Linked DNA regions of Mus musculus: regions 1 and 2 are each linked to region 3. Evidence: chromatin loops called from intact Hi-C (ENCODE). Cell type or tissue: left cerebral cortex. All regions are shown on one strand. Links, peaks and the distances in the headings refer to the core of each region. The heading gives the core; the rest is flanking DNA.

Evidence for each region. Hi-C counts contacts between places; a loop is a spot of excess contacts. Peaks named below come from ENCODE experiments on the same cell type or tissue, not always from the same donor. Only the 100,000 strongest peaks of a DNase experiment are listed, where the experiment ranks them.
Region 1: a loop joins it to region 3, with 2.0 times the contacts of the local background. A loop is called at or near these places in 2 of 42 quality-filtered maps.
Region 2: it touches region 3 in a loop (10-fold over the local background); 4 of 42 quality-filtered maps call a loop at or near these places.

The regions. Positions count from the first base shown.
Region 1 is chr7:117,172,094-117,177,738 of GRCm38, reverse strand. No RefSeq gene overlaps it. Among named protein-coding and RNA genes, the nearest start is that of Gm39075, 54 kb to the left of the region's middle. In left cerebral cortex, for the core only: no CTCF peak of the experiment used is centred there; DNase peaks (open chromatin) are centred at 2,566 and 2,757; H3K27ac peaks cover 279 bases.
Region 2 is chr7:117,102,635-117,108,279 of GRCm38, reverse strand. No RefSeq gene overlaps it. Among named protein-coding and RNA genes, the nearest start is that of Gm39075, 120 kb to the left of the region's middle. In left cerebral cortex, for the core only: no CTCF peak of the experiment used is centred there; DNase peaks (open chromatin) are centred at 1,258, 2,111, 2,547, 3,369 and 1 more place; H3K27ac peaks cover 2,752 bases.
Region 3 is chr7:117,256,910-117,262,554 of GRCm38, reverse strand. All of the region lies in intron 2 of Gm39075 (a long non-coding RNA gene), which reads right to left. Among named protein-coding and RNA genes, the nearest start is that of Gm39075, 31 kb to the right of the region's middle. In left cerebral cortex, for the core only: a CTCF peak has its summit at 2,679 (motif pointing left); DNase peaks (open chromatin) are centred at 2,707, 3,204, 3,858, 4,232 and 3 more places; H3K27ac peaks cover 2,174 bases.

The DNA of each region.
Region 1 (5,645 bases), core at 164-5,163, 85 kb after region 3:
CTGAACAGCGCTCTTAAAGCTCTCATGACCTCATACCATCAGCCAAGCACCAAACACATAGCTGAACTTTCTTCACATATGTTTCTGGATGTAATACCTTTAACCAGGGGTTCTCAACCTTCCTAATGCTACAATCCTTTAATACAGTTCCTCATGTTGTGGAGATGCCCCAACCATAAAATTAATTCATTGCTAATTCAAAACTGTAATTTTCCTACCATTATGAATCATAATGTAAATATCTGATATGCAGGATATCTTGTATGTAACCTGACCTCCAAAGGGGTCAAGATCCACAGGTTGAGAACTACTGCCTTCAATGCTAGGGGGAGACATTTACCACATCCAAACAATAGCGGTAGCTCTTTCCTAATCTCTTAATAATAGAGGAAGGACTCATAGTCCTAAAAGAGATTCTCAACAGAAGCCAATGAAACTAAGGGGGGAGGGGGCTTCCTCTCAAACCACATTTGTTTTTGCTTCAAACCATACCAAACTCACACCTTACAATAGTGTGAAGAAGTCTAGAAACATCCCCATTTCTTCTCATGAGCAACTAGGGCACTGCAGGGGCAGAAGACTGTGAGAACTATGCTTGCTGTACCCTCTGAAAGTTCTAGGGTGGGAACACTTGACCATTTAAGGTCTCCTCCCGCCCCCAGGATCTACCTAATTGCAAGGTTCACAATCTGTTTTCAGTAAAGCAGTTAATTGTTCTTGAATGTTTTTGAGACTTTGGAAACATGACCTAAGATTAATGGCTCATAAACCTCATTTGTGCTTCTATTTGAGATTCTAGAAGCCTGATGTGCTTCTAGATTGGAGAGGGGCGAGGACCCTGAAAATGTGCTGTGTACCCCATAGCCATGGCTGCAGCAGGCAATCTGTTTCCCTATAAACTCCAACATGGGGTTCTGAGCAGGGGTTTTTTTGTTTTTTGTTTTTAATCAAAACAAAGCAAAACAAAACACTAGTTGGGTTTTTCTTTCTATGGGATTCATAATAAACGACTCTAATCCCTAAGCCTGGTGTCTTAGTCAGGGTTTTATTGCTGTGCACAGACACCATGACCAAGGTAACTTTTATAGGACAACATTTAATTGGGGCTGGCTTTCAAGTTCAGACGTTCAGTCCTGTATCATCAAGGTGGGAACATGGCAGCACCCATGCAGCCATGGTGCTGGAGAAGGAACTGAGAGTTCTACATCTTGTTCGGAAGGCAAACAGGAAAAACACTGTCATCCTCAGGAAGCTGGGAGAAAGCTCTCAAAGCCCACACCCACAATGACATACATCCTCTAACAAGGCCACAAGTCCAAAGAGTGCCACTCCCCGGGGCCAAGCATATTCAAACCACCACACCTGGTCTTGTAGGTTACGACTTTTCTAGGCACACCCTTAAAACCTGTGGACATCTCTCCTAGTAGCAGAAGTTGGTTTCTGTGGCACACAAAGTCTGAACTTGGAGACCAAAAACTCTAGTGGAGACATGGAGCATAAGTCATCAGTATAGGAAGGGAAGGTGACCGGAGCAGGTTCAATCTTATTAAAGGGGCAAACACCATGTAGGTCCCTGCAGCTGCAACTTCAGGCAGAAATGGGGACATGAGCAGGTCCACCCTTATGAAAGGGACAAAGATTTCTTAGGTCCCTGTAGAATTATGCATTTGGTCTTTCCTGTGGCACCAGAAAATCAGATACCAGGAAAAGCCTGACTTCTCACTTCTGCTGGTAAGCAGTTAGTTCATGGAGACACGTGTGCAGAATCCACTCTCGCAGGCACATTTTTTCTCCTAGATTTCTTCTCCTTAGAGATCCATGGCTTGTTCTTCTAGAAATCACTGTCAAGATTCAGAGATGAAAGGGGATGTCAAGAGGTCATAGGGACTGGAAAACCTAACAGAGACAGATGCTTCAAGGGAAGTTTCAAATATCAGGACACCAGGATATCACCCTCTGGACACCAGAATTGAATTCATATCTAAGGAACTGCTATAGTCTACATCCTGGTCCAGCTAGAATAGTAATCACCTTAGGTAATAGGAGGTCTACAGGAAGACAAGTATTTCTAGAGTATTCTCTAGAGTAGAGGTGCTAGAAGAGACAAAAGATTGATCTTCCAAAGTCTATCCACACAAATCAATTGTAATGGAATCACAGCCATTACAATGAATAGCTCTGATCCACAGAGTGTATACTGTGTGTCAAGACAAGTGATTTATTGATATCCTCTTATTTCATTTTCTCAATGAGCCTAGTAGGTACTGAAACTATGATTATCCTCTATCTAAGATATGAAAACAGGCTGAGGATGGTTAAGTCATTGACTTAGGATCTCGTAGATTATAACATCTGAATTCTATTAGAGAATGAGCACCCCTCTCGCCCCACCCCCTCCTTCCCTGTGGTATTCTCTCTCTCTTGAGGGTTCTGAGTAGGAAGTTCAAGAGAAAGCTGAAATAACTTCCTCTCCCAACTTCCAGCCACTCCCAGAGTAGGCTAAAAAGCAGCATGGGAACAGATGGCTGTTGGGTGGTGTATAAATTCCCTTCAAATGTATATCCTGAATATACAAAAACAAATTAGCGTGATTGGAAAGTCAGCATGCTTTTAAAAAGAAATAGAGAGGTTCTTTGGCTTCCAAGATCTTTTATCATTGTGTACTGGGGACCATATGGATGCCATCAGTTTGCCTAGGGATGGCAAGAGAAAGGAAGGGAAGAACACACAAAACCTTGAGGAAACAGTGAGTGTGTATCGATGTTGAGAATAGGAGTCCGGCGCTACTCTTGGCACCGGATTGCCTGAGTGGGCTGTTGGGACTTATTTTTGTAGCAGCTCTTTGACAATGTCATTCACACGCTGCACAGTTTTCACATATAAAATTTATAGTTCAGTGTTGTTTGTACTTTCTTTCAGACATGTGCAACTCTAACCACAGACAATTTTAGAACGTTTCCTGACATCAAAATTAAGCCCTGTATCCTATCACCTGCCATTTCCCTTCCCTATGGAACCAACAAATTATGGTCTGTCTACATGGATTTCATCATAAAATGGGATTTTTTTTTCAACTGACTTCATTCATTTAGCATATATTTTTGGGTCCATGGCTTGAGGTTTTAATGACTTTAAAAAAATCTCTCTCTCTCTCTCTCTCTCTCTCTCTCTCTCTCTCTCTCTCTCTCTCTCCCTCTCCCTCTCCCTCTCCCTCTCCCTCTCCCTCTCTCCCTTTCCTCCCTCCCTCCCTCTCTCCCTCTCCTCCCTCCCTCCCTCTCTGCCTCCCAGCTACTTTAGCAAAATCCTTCAAATCAGTGACTGGAGCCTTCCTTTGGCTTGGTAAAGGACACCAGCAAGCATTCTGTCTGGCTAGATTCTGCTGATTTGATTTACAGAATCGAGGCCACCAGCCAAATATTTGAATCTGTCCTTTCTTCATCTCACTCTTTTTGGGAACTTGAAGAACTTTAGTCTTAGGAATAGAGTCAGTTACCTCAGGTATCTGAAAGTATCTGTCTATGGAGTGTGGCCCAGGTCTGTGGAACTTGTACCTCCAGTCTCTCCCCAAACATCCTAAAGGGCATGTTTACTGATGGATATCCCATGGTTTTGGTACCGTTTTTATACAATATGTGAAGAGAAAGTATAACATGTATATCATTCCATAGATAGATAGATAGATAGATAGATAGATAGAGCAAGAATGAATATAATACTGAGATAATAAAGAGTTTAGATATAGATAGATAGATAGATAGATAGATAGATAGATAGATAGATAGATGATAGATATTTTGTGTGATGCAACAGAGCTAACAAATGATGTTTAAGAACCTGTAAATGAATTGGCAATAACATGCATTGCCAGGTGTGAAAGAGTTCTATCAACTTAAAGGGAGGTAGAATAAGAACTGTAAGTGACAGAAATAAGGCCTGTGAGCATAGCATGGTTTTTAGGTTCAACTGCTAATGCTGCCTCTGACCAAGCACATGATGCACCAAGCTTCCCGGAGTTTCTGTTTCTTCATCATCAAAACAGAAGCAATGTTAAGAAGAGTGTGTCATGGCTCCGTGTGGTAAAAAAGCACTCGAGGAGCTGAGTTTGGATCACTGGGCCTCCAGAAAATGTTGGGCTGGTTGTCTGGAGGGCTATAACCCTAGACATACAGGAGGCAGAGACAGGAGAATCTCTGGGGCTTGCTGACTATTAGCCTAGCTTCAGGAACATTGTGAGACCCCATCTTAAGAGAATACAGCAGAAAGTGATAAAGTAGGTTACCGGACTTCATCATCTGGTTTCCGGATGTGCACACAAATATGTCACCATAAATGCATGTATGTGTGCACGGGCTCAAGCACACACACACACACACACACACACACACACAGAGGAAGGTGCATACACTTCAAATAGATACACATACCTGTGCAAGCACACACACACTACAAATACCTAGTTACACACAGAGGTGCATATACTATAAATTCTCTCTGTGTGTCACACACACATACACACACCACAAATACATACACAAACCACCACAAACAAAAACTTTTAAATTAAAAAAAATTAAACATAAATTAAGAGGAAGTGGTTGGTTTCTCCCACAGCATTTGTACTATTATACCAGTGGACATATCTTGCCAGACAGTAGTTATTATAGCTCACAAGTTCACTGAGCAAATCGATTGCTCCCTAGTCTGCATAGGACATTCCAGTAGTGTGAAAGCTAGCCGGAGATGGAGCTTCTAGGGAAAGAGCAGCTTGACTTCCCATGTTCTATGACTCTAGCATATGTGGTATCTTAAACAATATAGCCTAGTCCATCAAGTTCTGGAGGGGCATCAAAAGCATTGGCAAGAATTAAGACAACTCCACAATATGGAGCATATGCTTGGCTCTCTTAACTGGATAAATAAACCTTTGACTAACTAGGCCAGCCATAGTTCCTTGAAAATTAGCTAATACTATTATTCTGCTAAGTGTATATGGTAGTAAACTGCTCCTAAGTTCTTATCTTTATACCCCCCAAATAAGTGCATATCTCAACCCTCATTAAGGAGCTTATTTTTGCAGTAAATGATGATTAATATAGAGACTCATAATTAGTCACTGTGCAGAGAATAAGAGGGTGACAAGTACTCAGATTTCAAAGGGATATTTATATCATACCCTTTCTTCCCAAGGCTCAGGCACCATCTCAGAAGAGAAGCAGCAAGATTTCAAGAACCAGACACAAAGGGTGTCTGGAGTTAAACAGAGTTCATAAGACCGGCAAGGTCATACACCAAACCTGTATAACATCAAGCCAGCCAAGATCCTGGCATGGGTGGAGGATGCTCATGAAGTTGCCCCTCTAGTTAAGGAGCTGTTGGCAACTAGTAGCTTCTGGAAAAGGAAAAGTCAATTTTCTTATGTGTCATTAGATTGTGTTACACCAATAGACATATATCTATCACTAAGTGGAATCAGGGGTTTTAAGAACAGAGCACATCTCAGGGCTACATCAGGTCTTCTGCATATATATTATGGCTTTCAGCTTAGTATTTTTATAGCACTCCTGAGTATCTAAACGAGTGGGTCTCTGATTCTTCTGCCTTCTCTTGGAGTTCTTTGCCTTCTGTTAGTTTGCCTCGTCCAACTT
Region 2 (5,645 bases), core at 164-5,163, 150 kb after region 3:
TACACCTAACCCTTCTGATCAGCCACCTCATAAAAGCACTCCAACATCCTATCTGACACATCTTAGCATGTCCAGTGCCTGACTCTGAGCATCCAAACCCACTCTTTTCTTGTGTGTCGCTTACAATGACTGAAGAGAAGAGATGATGACAGGATGAGCCTCTCTTCTAGCCAGGTTTATAACTTTGTCAAGCTCATCTCTGTACTGGAGACAGTTTTCTCAACTAATATTCCTGTGTTCAAATCCTAACTTAGCAGGATGAGTGACTTACTTGACGATACACCTAGGAGTAACTTCTACCTCTTCCAACTCCTGCAAATCCCATGGCATCAGCTGCTACAGCAATCCACCCTACTTAGACTTCGGGTTAGTTGAGGTCACACACCTCCATTTGATGGCTAATTTTCTTTGTCAACTTGATACAATCCAGAATCAACTGGGAAGAGCATCTCAATGAGGAGTGCTCTGAATTAGTTCTCCCTGTGGCCATGTCTGTGGGGGATTACCTTGATTGTGTTAACTGATGTTGAGAGATCCAGCCCACCTGTGTTTGGGTCACAGACTGTGTAAGAGTTCAGAAAGTGAGCTATGACCTCACAGCATGAATGTGTTTGTTCCTCTTTACTTCTGACTGTGGATGTGGTGTGACTAGCAGTTCTAAGTTCCTGCCACCTTGACTTCTAGAATGGGCTGTAACCTGGAATCATGAGTTAGCATAAGCCTTTCTCCCCTAATTTGCCTTTTGTTGGGGCATTTTTATCATGGCAATGGAAATAAAAGTCAGCATCCCCAGGGACCATCTGTGATGATGGAGAACATGGGTCTCTGTCCTGGGTCTCTGTTCATCTTCACTGGCTGGACTGCACAGGTCAGAAAGCAGAACACTGGTAAAGACAATGTCTTGGGTACTACCCAAGCTCACATATTCCACCACTGCCATCTTTTATGGGACTTGTGTTCTAAATTAGTCCAGCAGAAAATGTGTGTTTTCTTGTTCCTATCTGGATGAACTTCATCTGTGAGATGAAACAGGTGACAGCCATCTGCATGCACATTGCCTCTGTACGTGCCTTCCTCGAGACACATCTTTGGGAGAAGAGCTGGGGTGTGAAGCCAACCAACGCCCCATTGCACTCGCTCCCCTCTAACTTTTAGACCTCACTGCATACTCTTTTCCTCTTCCTGCCTGGGCTGAGTCTTGGCGGCTCCTGCAGCAATAAGGGGAGCTATTTCAGGGAAACAGTTGATACTTGGCGAGTCCTCCTACAGACCAGCAATAGCTGTTCGACATGTTAAATGCCTCCCAGATGGAGATGCTTAGCATTTGTAGGAGGAATAATTTGGAAGAGAAAAATGCATTTGTCTTTTGGCATCCTGTGGATTCTGACATAGAAGATAGAGAACACCGTGGGACTTGCCATCCACATGTCAGGGTTTTCTTAGAATTTTGCAAGTGCTGGGTGACCGCACTGCTTCTTCCTCTGGAGCTATCAAGTTCTGGAAAGGGTCACAGCACAGGGAAAAGTGTAAAGAGCTGAGTCTCTGAGGCTTCAGGGTTCCCAGAAAGAAACAACACAGGCTTAGCCTTCTGTCTACCATTGGCAGACGCTATAATCATGTGGACCAGGGGGTTGGGAAGATGGCTCGGTTGTAATGTGTCTGCTGTGTTGTGCAACGACCAGAGCTTGATCCTCAGCGCCCATGGGCATGCACATGAGAAGACAGACAGATTCTGAGGCCTGCTGGCCAGTAAGCATAGTTGAGTCGGTGAGCCCCAGGTGAGGGTGGGGGGCTCAAAACTTAAAGTAGGTAACTCTTGAGGAACAATAACCAAGGTCAATCTTTACCATCTGCATGTATGCACAGGCATATGCACATGTACCAACACACACACACAATCACACAATCACACAGATGTAAGCAGTGTACCTCCACACACATACAATCAATCACACAAACATATGCACATGGACATGCACCCTCCCATATTATACAGTGGTGTGGACCTGATGATCCTTTTGAATCACATCTGTTATATACAGAGAAACTTGAGAAGTCTATGACAAACAAGCAGAGACAGCTAGGGGTTGAGACTCCAGGGTCCTAGCTGTGTTCTGCCTTCAACCTCCTTTGTAGATAAAGCAAACTACCTAACCACCTTGCCTCAATTTCTCTCTGTGTCTCTGATAATGGGTGGGATTAAATAGCTTTTACAGTCTTTTCTAACGTAAGAACTGTGCTATAGCTCTGGCGTCCAAAGGACGGAGGTAACATTATTGATGTGGAGGAATAGTGAAATTGTCCTTTACTGTGAGCTGCCTGATGCAAGAAAGAGAGAACGCCACTGAATTATTCATCATGTCCTACTATTCACGGTGGGGACAGAGTATATCCTTCATTAAAAAAAAAAAAAAGACTTGAATCTACAGCCCCTTTCCTGATTCATCCTCTTTATACCCACAGATCCCCAGGGTGCAAAGAGTCTCACAAGCATGGTTTTCCTTTGGGTAGGCATTTGAAGTGCTAGTGTGGGGGATATGCACAGAGCTTTCGAATGAGCCCAACTCCAAAACCCAGATATATTTTCTTTGCCATAGTGAGGAATTTAGGCAGTCAGAGGGAGTTCCCAGAGGGAACCACCTCCCATGAAAAGAAGCAGCAATCAAAACTGGCTTTGGCAAGGATGCTTCCCACCCAAAGGACACAACCCAAGCTTCCCACCCTCAGCTTCCCAAATTTCAACTCAGGCTTTGATTTATTAGATAAACTAGATGATCCTCTTGTCTGCTCTGCATCACTGCCAATAGTAGGGTCCAGAGAACAAGCGGGTGGCAACCAACCACCAAGTTCACAGGAGTCCTGCTGTCATTTGAAGTGTTAAAGCTCACGGACTTCTGTGAGCTTGGCTTCCTACCACTGTGCTGATTGTATCTACTTTCTCTGAAGGTTAGTTTTAATTGTTAACTTGACACAATCTAGAATCATCTGTGACAAGGTTCTCAGTGAGGGATTGTCTAGATTCAGTTAGCCTGAGGATATTTCTGTGAGAGATTTTTATCAACTGGGTTAGTTGTGGTGGAAAGGCCCACCTTAAAAGTGGATGGAATTGTTTCATATGCTGGTCAGAATTTCATAAAGTGAAGAACAGTAGCTGAGCAGTAAGCATACATGCATTTTATTCTTTTGAGTATGGGCCCACCTTTTGTACTGAGGCCAGCCTGGTCTACGTATCAAGTTCCAAGCCAGCCAGGTCTCCACAGTGAACATTTGTCCCACAAATGACAACAAAAAACCAAAAGGCAACTAGGGGTCTGGGGTGTAATCATGCAAACCTAAAACCCTAGAATTCCAGGGGCTGAGGCAGGAGGATCCTTAGTTCAAAGCCAGCCTTGGCACTGCGTCAAGGCCCCGCCTCAATCAAAACGGATGTAAAACTGGTAAGTGGATGAATGAGGGTATTTATTACTGGCTGCTTCCGGATCCCATCCTGGCTTCCTGACAGTGATGAACTGGAACTTGGAACTGTGAGCTAAAATGAAAACAAACTCCTTTTTCTAAGTTGCTTTTGTTGTTATTGTTAGAGTGATTTTTCAAAGCAACTGGAAAGGAAACTAGAATCCTTGTTTGTTTGTTTGTTTGTTTGTTTGTTTAAAGCGAAGGGTTTTTCCTTTTTTATCACTAAAAAGAATTCCTCAAAATTTCCTAGTTCCTCATAAAGTCAGACATCAATAATGCATTTTAAGGCTGTGTGGGTTTTTCCATTCTTGCTGTCCTATGGCAGTCCTCAAGGGCAGCCATATTGAATCTCAGCACTAACAATCTTGGTCAATATACAGAACAATCCTAGAATCTTTCAGGGTTTGGCCAATAATATCTCTTGGGGCTTATTCCCTTAGCCAGGGACTTGAAGAGTCTACTAGCAGCCAACTCATTTCACGTGACCTTGCAGGAGGTTCGTAACAGAAATGTTATGTTGGGGAGAACTTTTTTTCCCCCACTGGTTTTACTTTGCAAGCCTGGAATCCTCTAGAGAAGCCGGAACCACTTGAGGTATTAGGACAAACAGCAGTGTATTCAAACGCAAACCTCTGTGTTGTAAGGGACTACAACAGTCATCTAGCCCTCTGAGTGACATGTATTCCTCCTAAGAAGACTGCTTTAGAATAAGCTGTGTGTCCACTGGAGGAACATGTTCACACTGTGTTCTTAGAAATCCAACCCTGATGGCCTGCCATGGTGACTCATGCCTGCAATCTTAACATTCAGGAAGACAGGAGGGTTGCTGAAGCTGAAGGCAACCTGAATGGCAGAGGGGTGTGGGGGAGAGGGAGAGGGATAAGGAGAGGGAGGGAGCGAGAGAAGAGACATAGACAGAGACAGAGAGACAGAGACAGAGACAGACACAGAGACAAAGACCTTGTGTTAAAAAATGTGGGCTGAGGGCTTGGGAGCGTAGCTTGGTTGGTAGAGTGTTTGCTTAGCATGCTTGAAGCTCAGGGTTTGAGTTCAGCAGCACATAAACTCTGTATGGTGACACATGGTTGTAATCTAAGTGCTCTTCTAAAGACAGAGGCAGGAGAATCAAAAGGTTATCCCCAGCTACTTGTGGAGTTCAAGGCCAACCTGGGATATCTGATATCCTGTCTAAAGAAGAAACATCCCAGATGTCTCTTGATGGAAACCAGTGGTTTCAGTCATCACAGTCATGACTCCAGCTCCTGAGGGAATGTCTATCAACCTCAGTGGCTGTTTTTATAGCTCACAGATTTAAACACTGTGGTGGATGTGTCTGTCTCCTTCACCTTGGAGAGGACCACAAGGCTGGCACTCAAGTTGAAAAGCAGAGCTCTAAGAAAACGTGAGTGAGTTCCCTGTCCTCAGGGACACGACTGATGATGGGTGGGACTTTATCTGAGGTGATGAGGAGGGAAGCTGGTCTCTTCATTTGGGACCTGGCACTTTCAACATCTCGGATGTCTTTTCTCACAGAGCTGTCAGTGTCTCTAGATGAAAACCCCTCCACACAGCTGTGTGAGGCGAGAGGCGAGCAGAGAGGTCAAGAGTGTACCAATTGCCAATTGCCCCCCCCCTAACTGCAGCCTCCAGTATCCCCTGTTGTCCCAATGTTTCTTGTTTATTATTCACAAGGCCCCAGTTCTGTGTGAGGAGGGGACACTGTCTAATTATATCAGGTGATAGAGACCATCTGGAGGATCAACAGCTCTGCATACAGTTTCTGGTTCTGGCCTTAAAATGCCCACAATGTGGGCTAGTGAGATGGCTCAGTGGTTGAAGCCCTGGCTGTACAAGCAAAATGACCAGACTTAAGGTCCCTGGAACCCATCTAAATGCCAGATGTGCATGGCAGCTTGTCTGTTATTCCAGTCTAGGAAGGCAGATGGCTTTCAAGTCAAGCAATCTCCATGAGCTCTGGTTTTGGTCAAGAGACTCTGCTTCAATGAATAAGGTGGAAGAGAAATCAAGGAGAATTCTTAATATCCTCAGAGTTCCACAATCATGTACACATTTGTGCACCCTGACTATACAGAACACACACACACACACACACACACACACACACACACACACACACGTGCATGCACGAACACACATGCACACAGTTGTGTGCAAGTCGCATACACATG
Region 3 (5,645 bases), core at 202-5,201:
CAAAAGATATTTTCTTAGATATTTTTCCCATCACTGTGATAGAAGTAATTTAAGGAAGGGAGGTTTTGTTGGTTGGTTGGTTTTGGTTCTTGCTTGTTTGTTTGTTTAGCTTACAGTCTGAAGGAATAACTCATAATGAAGGGGAGGCATGGTAACAGAGGCAGAGTGTGGCAGCTGGTCATGTTATATTTCAGAAAGCAGAGAAGCCTGATGGTCAGTTCCGTTTCTTTTCTTGATGCAGCCCACTGCCCCAGCCTAGGAATGGTGCTGTCCACATTTAGTATGAGTCTGTCAATCTCAATTTACCTAATCAATAATTCCTCACATGTGTGTCCAGAGGCTTGTCTCCTAGGTGATTCTAGAGTTTGTCCAGTTGCCAATCATTATTGAGCACCATGGATACCTACCCAGTGTTCCAGCATCTTTTACTTCTCTGAGGACTTTATTCCTTCCTCAGAGATCTGCTGAGAACACACTTAACACACTAGTCCCGTGACTAAGATCCTGAGATCTCATTTCCCTCAGGATCCAGCTGTAAGTCCTTCACTTAGCTCCATGGCTCGATTTTATGCTGCCAGGTCCTCATCCTGCATGGGACACTGTGTGTGGTCCGGTCCTTATGAGCCCTGAAGTTTATGTCTCTCTCCTCTTGGAGATGCTGTAGTCAGCTGTCCAACACATGAGAATACAGGCAGTTTCCTGAATCTGTCAGGATTTTCATTGCTAGGCTGTTGCCCACACATCCCTGCCACTCACCTCCAAGACTACACTACACTCTTTAAAATGTTAGGTAAAGGCTGTCACAACTTGAATGTGAAATGTCCCCCTACAGGTTTATATATTCGAACACTGTTTCCAGATAGGGGTACTGTTTGGGGATGTTGTGTGGCCCATGCTGGTTGGTCATAGCCCAGCATTGCTTCAAGTTTACCTCTGCTAAGATATGAATAAGTCATGTCTCAACGCTCCTGCTGCCATGAACCTAGCTATTCTAGTTGCCCTGCCTTCTCTGCCACGATGGACTGTACCTTCTGAACTACGAACCAGAACACCTCCTGTTGTTGCCTCTTCCAGATATTCTGTCATAGAGCTGGGGACACCCATTCAAATCCCTAGTGTCCTGTAGATTTCTGATAGGAGACAGAGTGATGTGATAGGGACTGGTGGGGAGTGTGGAAAATTTGAATATGTGTACTCATCTTTAAAAAAAGAGTGGCTACCATCCAGGAGCATACAATTTCTCTATTTACCAGAAGAGAATGTGGCCTCTGTTTACGTATCCATAGATTTTCAAAACAGTTTGGTTCTAAATCTTCCACTACTTAAAATTATGATACACTTCTTTTTACTGGAGTTTTAAAGATGTACAGATGAGTAGACGTGGGCCCCAAGCTCTCTGTGTAATTCTGTCTGATGACCCTTGATTTCGGTTCAGGTAGACATTAACAGCATACCTCGACAGTGATCTAACCTGCCCTTTGAGTTAATATCAGGGCTTGTGGCTCAACTGACTGCTGAAGGAATCCAAATCACTGTACCTCTGGAAGTTAGCATTGTTTAGAACTCAGTGATGCTCAGTGGAGGCAGAATATGAATACAAATGGATGAAAATGTAAGTCATCCACTTTAGAAAAAAACTGGGGAGGTTGCTGTATCTTTTTAGTGGTGAGAAAAAGAATGAGTTTGTTTTAGCTAGCCTTCAACTCGGCTATGAGAAGAGCTGGCACCAACCCATGAAAGACAATTTTAGAGAGGACACTCAGCCCTGCTGCCTAAAAATACCTATTTCTGGATGGATGGGATGGCCACTTCCAACATCAGTACCTTTAATCGGTTCCATCTTAGAACATTTCCTTCTAGGGCATCCCTGCTGGCTTGCTCGCCCTGCCAGCTCTGGGAGACAAATACAAAGAGACAATTAATCCTCTTCCCATTGACACCAACACTTGCTGTGTGGCTTCAGACAACATTCTTCCCTTCTCAGAAGCCAGCTGCCTCAGATGCACAGAGAGACTTGGGGGTGGACGGTGAAAGCTGAGGTCTCCATCACTGGTAAATAAAATCAGATAACTGCCTAACCCTAGAATGGGTCAGGGCAGGGCTTGGGGTTCAGCTGGTAAGATGCCTGATTTTTATGTTCACGAGTCTCTGGGTCATTCCCAACAACACAGAAAATGAGTGAGATGATATAAGCTGGTGTTCCCAGCACTCGGAGAGTTGGGACAGGAAAATCACAAGTTTAAGATCGTCCACCTATATAAGAGCTTAGAAGCCAACCCTGGGGCTAGTGGGACCCTTCTCAAAACAAGGAAAGAGCAATAGAACCTTCAAACCTGTCCCCTCTCAACCCAGGGCTTGTCAGAAATGCATGCAAGAAGAGGTGAGCCAAGATTCCAGCTGGGTAAAATATTAGAAGAGCCAAAGCTCACATCTGTCTGAAGGGGCGGTTACTGTTCAATGCCAGCTAACTGGTACCACGTGGGAGGAGCAGCCCAGAGTTACCGCATCAACTAAAAATGTAAAGCTAAACCAGAAAGTCATGATTTTATATAAAAAGCCCCAATGGCTTAAATGTTGGCAGCTAAATCACTTAAGCAAACACAATCTGCACCGGTAACAGAAAACATTGACCTTGGATGGATTTAATCCATCCCTAACTTAATCCTCCTGAGGACAGGAATGAAAGCTGATTGGCTAAGACACATCATATGCCCACCACCTTGTGGTGGTTTCCTGCGTCAAAGTGGGGGAAGTTAAACAAAAGCAACATATGTCTGCCACAAGGCACAGACCCAAAAGTCTAATACCATCCAGACCGCCTACTGGTCTTGCTTTTGTTGTTGTTACTTCTTTTTATTTTTATTTATTTATTTATTTATTTATTTATATGATTTAACCAGACCCACGCATCGTTTATTTTGAAGTGTCTGGAGTTGAAAAGCAGCCATAAAGCTATTGTGAACAGACTTCCCCTCACTCATGGGATTCTGCTTTCTCAGAGAAAGCATGCATCAACCTCTAAGCCACACATCCACTGCATCTACCCAAAGAGACCCTCGTTCACTCCTGGGTAATCCTGACTTCTTAGACACTGGCTGCTGTTTGTTTTCCTCTCTCCAAATCATACATATTTCATCCTCCGCCTCTTTTCCACATCAGCAGAATCTACTCACAGCACCAGATTCCTCTCACGCCCCCAGGCTCCATCCCGATTAACTCTATTTATGTAATTTATTTTGGCTGCCTGTTTCCCATTTGGGAGATCGATACAAATTTAAATGAGAAGTGAGAGTATTTGCAGCCACTTCAAGTGTTGATCAAACACAGGGCCCCTGCTCTGGGTCTGCATGGGAGGAATGAGCTAAGTTCTGGAGAGATGGAGGAGGGGAGGAAAGAGAGAGGACAAGGAAGGAAGGAAGGAACGAACGAAGGGAGGGAGGGAGGGAAGGAGGGAGGAAGGAAGGAAGGAAGACATAAGGAGGTAGTACAAGAAAGGAGGGAAGCTCAGAAAGAATGAATGAAAGGAGGGAAAGGGATGAGGGGGGAAGAAGAGGAAGTACTGAGGAAGAAGAGGAAGAACTGAGGAAGAAGGGAAGAGGAAATGAAAAAAAAGAATGAGGAAAACAAATGGCCAAGCCAGTTTTCTAGTCCCAGAGCCTGGGTGGCAAATACCAGGAGTTTTGAGTCTTTAACTAAGCGTTTACAGCAACGTCTGCATGCTGAGACATGACCAGAAGCAAGTCAAACCAATTATTGCTTACGGTGGCTCCCACCTACAGCAGAACGATTCTGCTGGTTCAAGTGTACATAGCTTCCAGCTGTCCCCCATTTCTCATAGCAGGTGGGGACCTGCTGCCTCTGTCTGGATCTGCCAGAACGTGGGTGCTATTTGTCTGGTGAATATTGAGATCTGGAATTCTGTCTGTGTTTCAATGTTCTCTCCTTAATAGACAGAGGGTCTAGGCTCCCAGAAACAGACCCAAATTGTATGCAGTTGCTGATATGAGGTAGAGAATCCCTTTGTTTTGGTCCAGGAACACCCTTTCCTTAGCACTTAACCCTGGCCACCACTTGTTTTATCAGAGAACAGGAGGCTGATGTTGCACACATGGCAACAGGGGATGGGATTCAGGAGGCCACTGTCATGGTTTGGTTTTGCCTTGTTGAATCAGAGCTGACGATGGTGTTTCAATCTGTGGAGAAAGCTGCAGGTTAAATCAGTCTGCAGAACCCGCTGAGTCTCCATATGGTTCCCACATTTATATTTTAAAGAAATAAGAGAATATGAGAGACTTCGATAAACTCAGGCTGAAAGAACTCCTACCAACTAGAGAGTCGAGAAGCTGGGAAGGCCAGCAGCAGGGTGAGCTCAGACTGGAACGTGCAGGCTTCACCAATACAATAACTTGAGTCCAATTTCCCAGAACCCCCAATAATTTTTCTGTAATCCTGGCACCAGGGATGCTGACACAGGCAGATCGCTCAGACCATCAATGGCAGAAAGGGAGGACCGGGCATCAGCGACTAGGAAGAAAGTGAGACTGCCTTTAGTAGATGCTCAGAGGGAACAGAAGGGACACAGGCAGATGCAATGCAAGTGTGGCTGAGTCCATCCACTGCATGATGACTGTGACCCATGGGGGAGCCAGACAGGCCCATGTATTCTGATACGGAGGAACAGCCACGGTGCCATCATAAGCAAACCCAAAATAGTAACAACAAGCACAGACAGCAGGCTTGCTCTGTGGCCCGAGAATGAGTGTTAACCTCTGTGTGAGTTCATCCTTAGGAGTGAAGTCTGAAAGGCATGGAGGAGGAAGCTGCAGACCCCTGCAAAGGTTGTTTCTAAGGCTGGGAGATGGCCTTGCAACCCGAGCATGATAATCCACACAAAATGCCAGGTGCAGCCGCAAGAAAGCAAAGAGGAGACAGGCAGATTCATGGAGCTTGCTTGCCAGCCACACTAGCCTACTTGCAAAGTCCCCAGGCAGTGAGAGACCCTCTCTCCAAAACAAGAAAGATGTGAGGTTCATAGGAACAACCTGACATTTTTCACAGGGGTACAGGCATGCAAGCATGCATGAATTTGAACACACACACACACACACACACACACACACACACACACACACACCAGACATTATTCTTTCTTTGTGTTTCGGATGAAACTCTTTGGGGAAATTTGAAAGCAAGCAGCTGAGGTCATCAGGTTACTGGGCCTCACTTCTTTGAGTGAACTTAACTCAACGTGGCTTATCCTGCTGTGAACTGAGCATGCCTAGAGTCATCCAGCTCTGCCATCTTTGCATTGTGACTACACGCTGTGTGCTACATGTCTTGGAAGTGAACGTACCCAGACGTGGGTTCACCATCTCTCCTTCTGAACTCTTGATCATGACTTTAAACTGAGCATGCTCGCTCTAATATATGTTTAGTATGCATAGCTCAGGCATGCCGAAGCCGGCAGTGTCTTCTGCTTTAACAGGGAGGCAACACAAGCAGCCTCTGGGTGACTTACTTCTGGGCAGGTCTCAGCTTGAAGACATCTGCATGAAATCTTCCCGCAAAACCGAATTGCTTAGTATTCGCCAACCATACTGGGGAGAGCTGGGAAGCAAGTTTGGCTGTTTCTTTTCTACATTCTT